Regions from separate parts of the Mus musculus genome. Here region 1 is linked to region 2. Evidence: chromatin loops called from intact Hi-C (ENCODE). Cell type or tissue: left cerebral cortex. All regions are shown on one strand. Links, peaks and the distances in the headings refer to the core of each region. The heading gives the core; the rest is flanking DNA.

Region 1 (5,497 bases), core at 291-5,290, 220 kb before region 2:
GGCAGGAAGGTAAGGGAGCCAGTAAAGATGACAGCTATCTTTTCCCACAGGTCTGGCTAGGGAAACGGGGTGAGAGATGGAGTGAAGTCACAGAAAGGAGGTGGAAGCTGACTGTCATTGTGGCTATGGTAGAGGACTCTGGAGCACTTATAGCCATTGGTGAGCAGGAACTAGTGAGATGAACAAAACTTCTCCATGTGCAACCCAGAGCCACGCCTGGGCCCCTGCTGGAACCCATGTGCCACACTCAGATGAGAGAATCTGGGTGGCAGTTTTCCCTTCTCCTCAGGAACTCCCATTCACTCTGCATTCACTCACCAGCCTCCCTTCCCAGCTCAAGGCGAGGGCTGGGAGTCAGAGGTCAGGGCCTTGGCCTTTCTTGCAAGGTGGCCATCTTGACTGCCTAGTATACTTGCTGTTTATCCTGATTCTTCATCTTCAAGGAGTGTCCCCCCATCTCCCAGTCTCCTGAGCTTCCCTCGAGAGTATATTTCCCCTCTAGTCATATGGGACTATGTCCAGTTCTGGGCTTTGGTTGCCTTTCACCTCAGAGAGAAGTGCCTTTCTTCCTAGGTGTTGTCCAAAGACGTAAACCTGATCTGTCACCACATGGAAAAGAGCCTCCGAGAGTGTTTCCTGCCACATCATTCGAGACTCCTAAATTCAGCAGGACCTGAAGTTGAAGCCCAAAAGCCCAGTGACTAAGGACTGGATTTATTGTCACTGAGTCTTTAGGAGGCCAGCTTGTAGAAACACTAGTCATGGCAAGGACAGGGCAGATGGAGGAAGAAAACTGCTCTTATGAGTTCCTCGGGGTCACCTGAGTTCTTCAGCAACAGGAGCTCCATAGCGCTGACATGCAACGGGCCTGGTGTACACTCCCAGGCTGCTTTTCCCATCCTGCTTTGCTCCAACAACCCCCTGCACAGGTGGCTCTCACTCATCAGTGTTGTGTGTACCTGCCTCTGGCCCCTTTTCTAAGATGCTTTGAGTGACTTATAAATTACGATCTCAAAATCACCCTGGCCCACACCCATAGGCCAACATCTGGGAGGTGAGGTCTGAGAAAGTACATCTAGAGAAGAGAAAAGCCAAGCTTAGGGTTGGGGGATCGTTACTATCGTCAGCTGCTCCATCCCAGGGGAGCCAGGGTAGAAGCGGCAGCTGTAGTGGTCAGGATGGCGGTGGAGGCCTGGCTGCTGAGCCCCTCTGCTCATCTGAGCAGGGTCCTCAGGATAGTAGTGCACACACACGCGCGCGCGTGTATGTATATATACATACATACATACATACATACATACATATATATATATATATATATATATGCCATGATTTCTCAGTTCAGGAAGAATTTGAAGCAAGAGCTTCCTGAGGTGTGGGCATGGCTTTTAACGTTTCTTACTTGGGTGGGAGTTACCTAGCAGGACACAAAATTTCTAAGTTTCCATATTCCATGTAGAAAATGAACAAGCAGAATTTAGCACTTGACATTCCTTTCCAAAGGGCGAGAGGTCAGTGTTGGGTCAGTGTTAGGACATCAAGGTCATTTCTGACAGTGAACAGGTAGCTTCCTGGTGGAGCCTAGTGATTCAGTGACTTCACGGGGTTGTCACTCTTGTCCCCTTAGGTTGACTTGACTCCTGACTTCTGGGAGTGGGTCCAAGCAGGGTTTGTGGTAGCTCCTCTGTGAGGGAGTGTGTCCTGAGGCCGATGTATGTGACATGCCCATATTCTTAATGAAGCTGCTGTCCGCTCAGCTCTCAGGCATCCAACCCTCTTAGTCTGTAAGCATGTCAAGACCAACCAGTCTGCAGGTAACACTAGGATTTGGGGACTCAGAGAAGACTCAGCAACATCATCCAAAGGATCCCACATACTTTGATTTACAGGCAAGTAACAGTTCGAAGCAGAGAGGACGGGATTCTGCCAGTGGTTTGAGTCCTTCTGCAGGGTCTAATGTGCTGGTTTGTGGAGGAGATTTCTCAAGCTGCGTCTGCCTGCGCCAGAGGCTGCATGTTTTAAACCAGGATCCAGAGGGGTGGGGGTTGGAGGGGAAAGCATGCTTTGTGGATTTTACTTACATGCTTTCAATAGTTGAATAGTTGGGACTGACTTTTTTGCAGGGTACCACAGGAACAAAGAATTTGATCACTGTGACAGGACAAGATCTCTGCATAGCCCACAGCATAATGCCACATGCTGAACAGCCAACCATTCTCAGCTCGGGCCCTTTTCTAGGTGGATGTTTGCCCACCATTTTGGGACTTATAGGTACTCTCGGAGAAGATAGCAAGTGGGTGTTCCACAGAGCAAGAAGGGGCACTCCTTGTCAGCAGTGGCCGTGCAAGGGCAGGCTCTCCCTCCCTGCCTACTTGTTCTCTGCTGGCTCAGAGGGGCGCAGAAAGCCAGAGGGTTCATTTCGGTTCTTCCCCATCAGGAGTCAACTGGAAGACTTGACCCACAGTCAACCCACTTCTATTCCTGGCACTGTGTCAGATTCTTTTTTCTTTCTTTTTTTTTAATTTTTTTTTTTTTTTATTTCCACTAGGAGTTCAGCCAGCTCTGTTCTTAGCCATGGATACAAACTGGAGGCATTTCCTGTTCCAGGTGGTTTTGAGCAGAAAGCCAGCCAGCGTGGGCTGAAGGTAGGCGGGGGTGAAATTCTTCAGGAACTGCTCCCAGCGAATGTGAGAGTAATTCAGAATGAAACTGGGTTGACTTTCCAAGCACCCAGCCCTGAGTGGAAACACGGCCTGCTGGAGCTGACTCTAGAAACATAGCCAGGGAGCGTGGACCACCTTCAGGCTTGCTCCTGTCTGTGTGCCAGGGCTGGAATGACTGGGTTATGAATTTGGGGTAAGATAAGGGGACCAAAGCTGGTTCCAAGCTCCCACGGAGGCATGGCACTGCTCCTGGGGAGCTAAGTCATTCAGGCATTTAAGCCAATCCTCTTGGGATACAGACTGGCAGTCACACACAATGAAATGTCATCTCCATCAGTCGACCGATGGTCCTGATTAGACTCCACTGGAGATTCTGAGAGGCTCCAGACTGAAATGGATTCAGGTGGAGTGCAGAGCTGGGCATGAAAGGAAGCCCCCCTGGGGCTTTTGCTTGCTATCTGCAAATCCAGCAGAGTGATGCTCTGTGGCGGACTGGGGTGTTCAGGTCTCTAAAGCGCTGCACTGCCCAGTGACTGGGAACCACAAATGTGGATGTTACTACTTCCCTTTGTACATGGGGCCTCTAGGCCTCCACGGTAGAGCTGTCAGGGCCAACTGTGACAGCAAGCCATCATGTGGGTCTCATTGACGAGTTCCTTTATATCCTAGGATTTGTTAACTCTGGCTCCATCCTCTGCCATGCTTACACTCCGCAGAAGAGCAGAAATGGAGGTGGCTTCATTACTTCTCCCAGACTCATGGAGATGGGTCAGGGAAGATGGCTGTTGGGGCATCTTGGGAATCCAAGGATGGACTTTGCTGCTTTATGGAAGAACTGGCATGGTGCACTTAGAGCTTGGTGAGCTCTTAGACTACTGGGCTCATCATTTTGTGAGGTGATGGTGAAAGCTGACTTTGATCTCTTGTGGAGTCTCAATGCTGTGCCCTTGGGAAAGAAACATGCTTCCCCGGCAGAAGGATTCATTCTCAGAGCATCAGCCAGGGAAGGTAAATTTGCAGGTGACACTAAGAGACAAGACTAATGATGTCAACACTGCAGACGTTGACTCATTTTCTCATGTAAGTGGAAAGGGGCAGGATCTCTGGGAATTTAGCAGAGGACTGCCACTCTGAGAAAGTTGCCCCAAGCAGTATAAGGCTTGTTTTAGGCAGCATTCATAAACACTGTTCTATGTGGTGGTCCAGCTTGGTAGGCTGGGCTGGGACACCCTTGCCTCTTTCAGGGACAGATGGGCAGTATACCTGGGAATGTCTTCTCCATGGAAAGGACAGCACTGCTACCGAAGGCTCTATAATAGCACCATCGTCATCATCTTAGGCTCTATGTAATGGTGCTGTGGTCTTGATTAACATGCACCTGCTAGAGATGAGTTTTGTGCCTGTTTCAGCAGAGCTAAGTCAAGCTGTGACCATTTCTAAGAATGGCATGGATACTTTTGTGTAACCTAAAATGGTAGGAACATGGTCAAAGACACAATTTCTTTTTTTCTGTCAGTGTTGAAAGTTCAAATAAAAAGGTTTCGTGGGTGATTCTGGTTCACCCTGAACACTTGGCAATTATGCCTCTCCCCCACTCCCTGGACACCTCATGACAGAGGCTGAGATAGGGGCCCCTGAAGAGATCAGCCATGTCTAGCTTAACCTGAACAAGGACCATGGGATTCTGGCTTACCAAAGGATATGGGTAACAACATCTCTGTCCCACTGAACCAAGAAAAGAGCAGCCCTTGAAACTGAAATGAGTGTTCTCCTCCTGAAGCCTGCGGAAACAATACTCAGGAGTTCAGTGCAGTGCTCCTACTTCCTGATGCTCAAGGACCAGGCTGATCTTTGCTGGGTGGTTAACAGCAAGACTGGAATCATTCACTCAGAGGACCTCCTTTAGCTAGGAGGAGTTTCAGTGAATATGTCCCTCTACAGAGGGCAAAGAGCACCAGTCAGGATCCAATTCAACCCTTTAGAGCTATGTAAGTGTTTGTGCTTGAAGTCAGCTCGCCAGTCACTATGAAGTTAGGTCCCCAGGGCTTGGCTAGGGCCAGTGCTGTTCTGTGTCCCACTCAGCTTAGGACCACTGTTCTCTCTGCAGCAAGAAACATGTCCAGCGCCCTTGGCAGCCTGCAGGGGCTCACTGAAGGGTGGCCTATGGGTCTCTGCTGCCTGGGATAACTGCCTGGGTTCTGCAGGAGGGACACATCCCCAGTGTCTCATGGATTTGTCCACATTTTTATTTTCCATCCTGTCCAAAAGTGATGATTCTAACTGGATTCTCCCCCATAACATAGCTTGGATCTTCCTGTGAAAAGTGCTGTCTGGTCCATTTTGGGTACATATGATTTTCTAATGAACGTGCAGTTATAACACCAGGGTTATACCTGGGAGACGGTATATAGGGAGTACAGGTATACACACACACACACACACACACACACACACACACATATATATATATATACACATACACATATATATATATATATATATGCACTCCATATATATATGTATGTATATGTATGTGTATGTATACACACACACACACACACACACACACACATATATAAAACTGGAAGAAAGATTTAATGTCGGAGCCACAAGCCTCCGTAAGTCGTAAGAATCAACTCAGAGGGCAGAACTTTGATTGAATGAGTTTTGTTTTACCCAGGAAGCTGTGAGCAGGTTTGTCTTCCACCACACGGATCCGCCGAGCTCCAACCGGAATGACAACCGCTTCGATATAACCTGTGGTGACATATGACATACAGATGAAGCACACCGCCGTCTGGGATCAGAGGCCCACATGGAATCCCCATTTAAAC
Region 2 (5,497 bases), core at 163-5,162:
CATCCCACCTTGAGTTTTTTCTTTCTAGAAAAATGATGCCACTTGGCAGAATTCCAAAAAGAAATCTGAGCCCCACCCCCACCCCAAACATGCTCAGAATGGAGTCAGAGCCTGGTATCCTAAGGGGTTCTAGAAAGTTCTGGGAAGCTGCAGGTAGGTGAAGCTCCTGAGCTGGACAATTAGAAGTACAAAGAACATGGAGGGGAAGAGAGGTCAAAGGAGAAGAGGTCACACTGAAGGCTGTGTGCATGCTCTCCCAAGAGGAGGCCAGAGCCCTTGGAGTTTTCTGGTCAAATTCTGGTCAATTTGTCCATCCTCGGCTTCAAACTTCACAGCAGTCTTGCCCTTCTTCGAAGACCTAAGAATGTGCCCTGAATTTCCTAGCATATTCATGCTTTACATGACCAGCTCTTCAGTGATATGAATTCATTCTGCCCATGTCAACACAGTGATAACTTGCATAATGATAATGATACAGTTTAGTCTATCTGATGTCTTCAGAGAAGTCACCATACTCTTTAAGAATTTTGTCCAGACTAAGTCCTACTCAGATGTACTTGATGAAGAGAGTTTTCATTAGAAAACTGGGCAATTTAATAACAGACCAGCCACAGACAGCTGGATAATGCTATCTCATAAAGTGCAAGGCCAACATCTCAACCCCGTCTCCTTATTCCAAGGGCCATGTGACTGCCAGCTGCCCTCCTTAGAACAACACTCCAGACTCTCTCTTGTAACCTCGGCTGCTGCTGGAGAACTCACTGGCTAAGAAGCCTCAGTCCCCATCCTTCCCTATCCACACACACTTCCTCCCCTAAAAACTAAAGCACATACTCTCTAATGGCTCCAAGAGATTGTAAAAGGTTCACCCTTACCCATGCCCATGGGGGAGTCACACAAATGGTGCTCTCTTTGCTGACCAGCCAGAGCAAAGGTGATCACCAGGATAACTAAACTCAGTGTCTAGTTTGCATGATGGAGACACCATGCTGTGCAGGTGACTTCGGAAGAGGCATACCTAGGGGCACTCTATTCTTCTTGGTCCTTCTGGGATGGCTTTGAAAACAGGCCTGGCTACTTAATATTCCACAGCCAGAATAATTTGGTATCCTCTCTGCCCCCACAGCTCACATACAGTGTACCCCTGCAGGCCACATCCTTGACCACAATGGAGTGAACAGAGTCAGATCTGCAGAGTTTCAAGAGTCCATCAGACCCAACAGCAGCCTTCAGCCTTCCTTCCCCATTCCTAAAACAGTCATTTTGCCTGCTCACTTCAGACAAGCCGTGAAGAACCTTTGCTGCAACGGACCAACCACAGATAGCTGGATAATGAAGCTTCCCTCCCCTGCCTCCACTGCCCTGCCTATCCATGAAGTTCAATTTGGAATTCTGCTGGTCCTCCATCACCCGATGCTAGTCACAGGAGGCTTGGGTAAATTCATTAGAGGAGATACCTTCTCCACCAGCCTAAAGCTCATTGCTTTCGGATTCCATGGTTACAGGAATCCTTCCAAAACTACGCTACATCTAAAGACTCTGTGAAATGTAAATAAAACGAAGCAGCAGAAACAGAAGTCAATTAATCCTTGGGCCTGGGGTCTTTGAAGATCCAAAAAGTGCAGCTGGCATAGCTCTTCCTGATAAGACAGAGAAGGGGAAACACCACAGGCCCACACCTCTGCCTGCTGCCAACACGGGGGAAGGGGGTGAGTTATACTCTGTGCCCTATAAACAATTTAGCCGTGCTCTGTCCTGGTACTGTAGCTCCCCTTAAACAGACTCCCAGCATCTCTGAGCACAGACTGCACAAATGCAAGGAAGACAGACAGAGTGTACACTAGTCCTGCCCCTTGAAGACACAGCCATTTGTAGGCATTGGCCATGGCAAAACATACTAACGGCCGAAATACTAGCCAGCATCCAGGATAGAGGAGGTTGAGCAGAGCCACACCCACATATTTATATGCCTCCTATATGTGTTGTCACTCAAAAAGGGCAGCACTGAGAGACATGACTGAGACTAGATGGCTCATAAAGTATAAAATACTCACTTTCTGGGAAAAGCCTGCTAATATCTGCACAACATTAGTCTTTGGAGACAAGAAGGCTTTCAGAATACCCCCACCCAATAGCTAACAAGAGCTATCTTCTGGACCATGGCCCCTACCCATGTCTGGTAGCTGGGACTATCCTGGCAAACACACACATAACTGCACACTTCAGAGAGCTTCTGGCCTAGTCAAGGGACCTAGCACAACTTACCACCCACCTGGGTGGACAACCAAGCCAAAGGTGGGGTGCAGGCCAATCTCAAGTAGCTTATGCTAAGAGACCGGCTCCCAGTCATGTCTCTTCCCTCCCGCTCTCAGCCTCTGCCTACGTGTACTCGAGGAGAGTGTCCAATGTGCAGCTTGCACGAACAGGATGAGTAAGGCAGACTAAACAACAGCAGTGTCTCCTCAAACTGGAATTGAAAAATCTAAAGACTTAGAATTCCACCCGCAACTGGGGTGAACTCAAGAGTCTTGGCCGGGTTCCTTTCTCTAAGGCACAGCGCCCTCACATGGTGCCAAAGGGCAGCGCAGTCTTCCTGAAAAGTTGGCTCAGATGCCATGAGAGGAGGCTGAGCAGCCACTCTGGGAGGACTCTACATCAATGTTCTCCAGATTTCCAGCCTGGGCTCCTTCACAGATAGCTCCTCGCTGGAAACTTTACACCAAGAAGTATAAACTCTGACCTCTCCAGAAACTCACGAAACCGCAGCAAATGGGATTCAGATGTTTCTATGCACCGTACGGGGGTGTGACCTAGACTTGAAACACTTTGGCAAAAAAATGGGAGAAATGATGTGGGCCTCTGAGTCCCTCCCAGAACATGATACAGCGCTGACCCGAGTCCTACAGTGATCTGAGCCTTTCTCACTCCACTTAAGCCTCCTCGCCCACAGCCCACACCCTTTGTCCCCCCGTTCAACGATAACACCTACCAGACCCCACCACAATCTGCTTTGCCTTCTTTTGCCAAGACTACCAATGTCTCCCAGTTAAACAAAAGTAACCCATACCCTGAAATGAGACCTTTAAAGATTCCTGAAAATTAGGCTGCTCCTCAGAAATTACATCCACAGGTCCCCCAACCCTGACCCAGTACTAAGAAAGCAGAAGTATCGAGCAAAATCTCGGAGTCTTGGGCTTTCACGCTGTGCTCCTGGCTGTGTAGGTGGTGATAGAAAGCAAGTGAAGGGGTGGCTTCTCTGGCCCACTACCCCAGAGGTCTGCTGTGACAAATGTAGGGAAACAGCACAGACATTGTAAACTGAGTGATGCCAGGCTTTGGGGGGTGGGGAGGGCAAACCATCTGCCAGCCACGTGCTCTTCTTGGGGGCACCCTGGAGAAGCAGAGAAGAACTTGGCTGGGCACCAACGTAGCCAAGTGCTCAAGTGTGAGCACAAAGACAGCAAAACCACCCCAAACTTCTGTGCCTCTCCGTGCACTTGTCACAGGTGTCTCAACAAGGCGAGGCAAGGTCTTCGAGAAGAAAAAGAGTAAGAGCAGGGCTTTCCCCTGGGACAGGTGAGCACCGCACAGTTCTCACCGAGGGAGCATCCAGATAAATAAATACCTACTGCAGAGTAAGGCACTAGAGATACTGACAACAGTTCCTCTCTTGGTCTTACCTTTTCAGCTAGCAAAAATGAGACTAACCATGGCCTGCCTGGGGTCCCCTCCTAATGTAAGAAGGCTCAAGGGACAGAAGAGAAGTGCTTAGATACCCCATTCCTAGACAGGGAATGAACACTTTAGAGCTTCCCCATAACGTGCAGAAAACATACACACCTGTGCTGATGCTGTCAGAGTGGGAACGACAGGTTCATATTCTTTCCTCTAGGTGAGCTATAGCTAATTTCTCAATGCAACCCCACCTCGGCCAGGTTCAGGACACAACAGAAGCCAGGACAATAACAGGCCTTCCCCTGTGTTCTCTCTCCTAGGAAGGCACAGTCTGAAAGGGCCAAGTGAAGGAGATGGGAAGGTAGGTCTTCTCCCGCCCAGCCCTCCGCGGGACCACCCCAGGAGAAGTAACAGACTGGGCAAGGCAGACCCATAGGGGGCGCGGGCAATACCAGGCCGCCGGCGGCGCCGCAGGCGCTGAGGGAGACGAGGGAGCCCGGGTGGCCCAGGACTCGTCCGGAGTAGAAGCACAGCTCGGCAGGATGTCCGCTGCGCCCCGAGACACCCGCCTCCTCCACCTCGAAGCCTGGGGACAGGAAACGCAGGTCGCGATGCAGCTGCAGGTATAGGTCGCGCCCAAAGGCCGGCAGGTGCAGTAGCAGGGCGCGCTCTCCTTGCCCTGCTCGATGGCCACCTGGAGATGCTCGCGGTCGCCGCCACCGCCGGAGCCCCGCTGCTCCCGGCAGCAACTGCAGGTGCACGTCCTCGGGGCGCAGCCGCCTCGGGAGCACCACCTCCACGTCGGCCGCCGCGTCGCCGACAGCTGCGGGGAGAGAGGACACGCGTCAGCACCAGCCTGGCCACCAGGGCTGCCGGCCGCTCCGGCGCTGACTCGCAAGGCTCCGTGGGTATCGCGCAGCCGTGACCCCGCACTCCCTTCCCTCCCCGAGCCGGGCCTCTCCAAGCTGGCGAAGCCACTCGATCGCACCGGGGGTCAGCTCGCCATCCGCGTGCCGAGAGGGAACCAGAGACCAGTTCTCCGGCCGCGGCCTTCACTCTCCTCCTCAGGGGATGCTGTCAGCGGTCCACCTATGCACCCGGGCGCCGGGATGCTTCGGGAAGGCACCGGGAAGGTGGCCGCGAGAGCTAGGAACGCTACCTGTGCCCGGGTCCAGCCCCCACACCAGCAGCAGCAAGGACAGGACGAGAGGGGGCAGCAGGGTGCCGTCACACATGGTACTTGGGACCAGCAGCCCCCAAGACTGTAGTGATAGAGCAGGGACTCGCGAGGCGGCGAAGCCAACCGGAGTGCAGCCCTGCAGCCTTTGGAAAAAGTAATTAGCGCTGCGGACAAACCCAACATGGTAAATACTAAGCCCCACCTTCTCCTTGGAAAGTAGGCGGTGATTGGGCTTTTGCTTTTCTCTGCCCCGCCTTCCCTGTCCGTATTGGTTAGGGCCGGTCGAAACCAACGTGCGTAGTTAGGTTGTAAGCACTTTCTTACACGTGGTTTCTAGGCAGTAGGTAGGCTGTGACACCAGGTGGCAGGCGCGAGCCGGCTCAGCTGCAGCATCTTGGAGCAGCCAGGAGGACACCAGCCTGGTCTTCAGTTTGTTCACATTTGGGAGATCACCTTTGAGGCTTCCTAGGAAGATAGGCCAGACCAACCAGTTCAGTACAAGAAAAAGAAAATCTCTATGTATTGAAGTGACTCCTATTTTTGATTAGTTTGGGCTGGAAAGACGCAGCCCAGTGTTCCTAGCACACCTGAATTCATGCCTGACTTCTATATCTATGGTGTTTGTCCACACCCCGCAGGCTT

Evidence for each region. Hi-C counts contacts between places; a loop is a spot of excess contacts. Peaks named below come from ENCODE experiments on the same cell type or tissue, not always from the same donor. Only the 100,000 strongest peaks of a DNase experiment are listed, where the experiment ranks them.
Region 1: it touches region 2 in a loop (5-fold over the local background); 7 of 42 quality-filtered maps call a loop at or near these places.

What each region holds. Positions count from the first base shown.
Region 1 is chr7:67,061,989-67,067,485 of GRCm38, reverse strand. Adamts17 (a disintegrin-like and metallopeptidase (reprolysin type) with thrombospondin type 1 motif, 17) reads right to left here. Exons shown (of 23, transcript NM_001033877.4): 16 at 5,340-5,420. Among named protein-coding and RNA genes, the nearest start is that of 1700112J16Rik, 160 kb to the left of the region's middle. In left cerebral cortex, for the core only: no CTCF peak of the experiment used is centred there; DNase peaks (open chromatin) are centred at 1,761, 2,026 and 2,665; H3K27ac peaks cover 681 bases.
Region 2 is chr7:66,839,249-66,844,745 of GRCm38, reverse strand. It overlaps Adamts17 (a disintegrin-like and metallopeptidase (reprolysin type) with thrombospondin type 1 motif, 17), which reads right to left and starts at 5,011. Exons shown (of 23, transcript NM_001033877.4): 1 at 4,835-5,011; 2 at 4,128-4,498. The coding sequence starts at 4,910. It overlaps Gm33627 (a long non-coding RNA gene), which reads left to right and starts at 4,955. Exons shown (of 4, transcript XR_391554.2): 1 at 4,955-5,039. In left cerebral cortex, for the core only: CTCF peaks have their summits at 2,578 and 4,104; DNase peaks (open chromatin) are centred at 3,350, 4,094, 4,505, 5,142 and 2 more places; H3K4me3 peaks cover 2,646 bases; H3K27ac peaks cover 2,194 bases.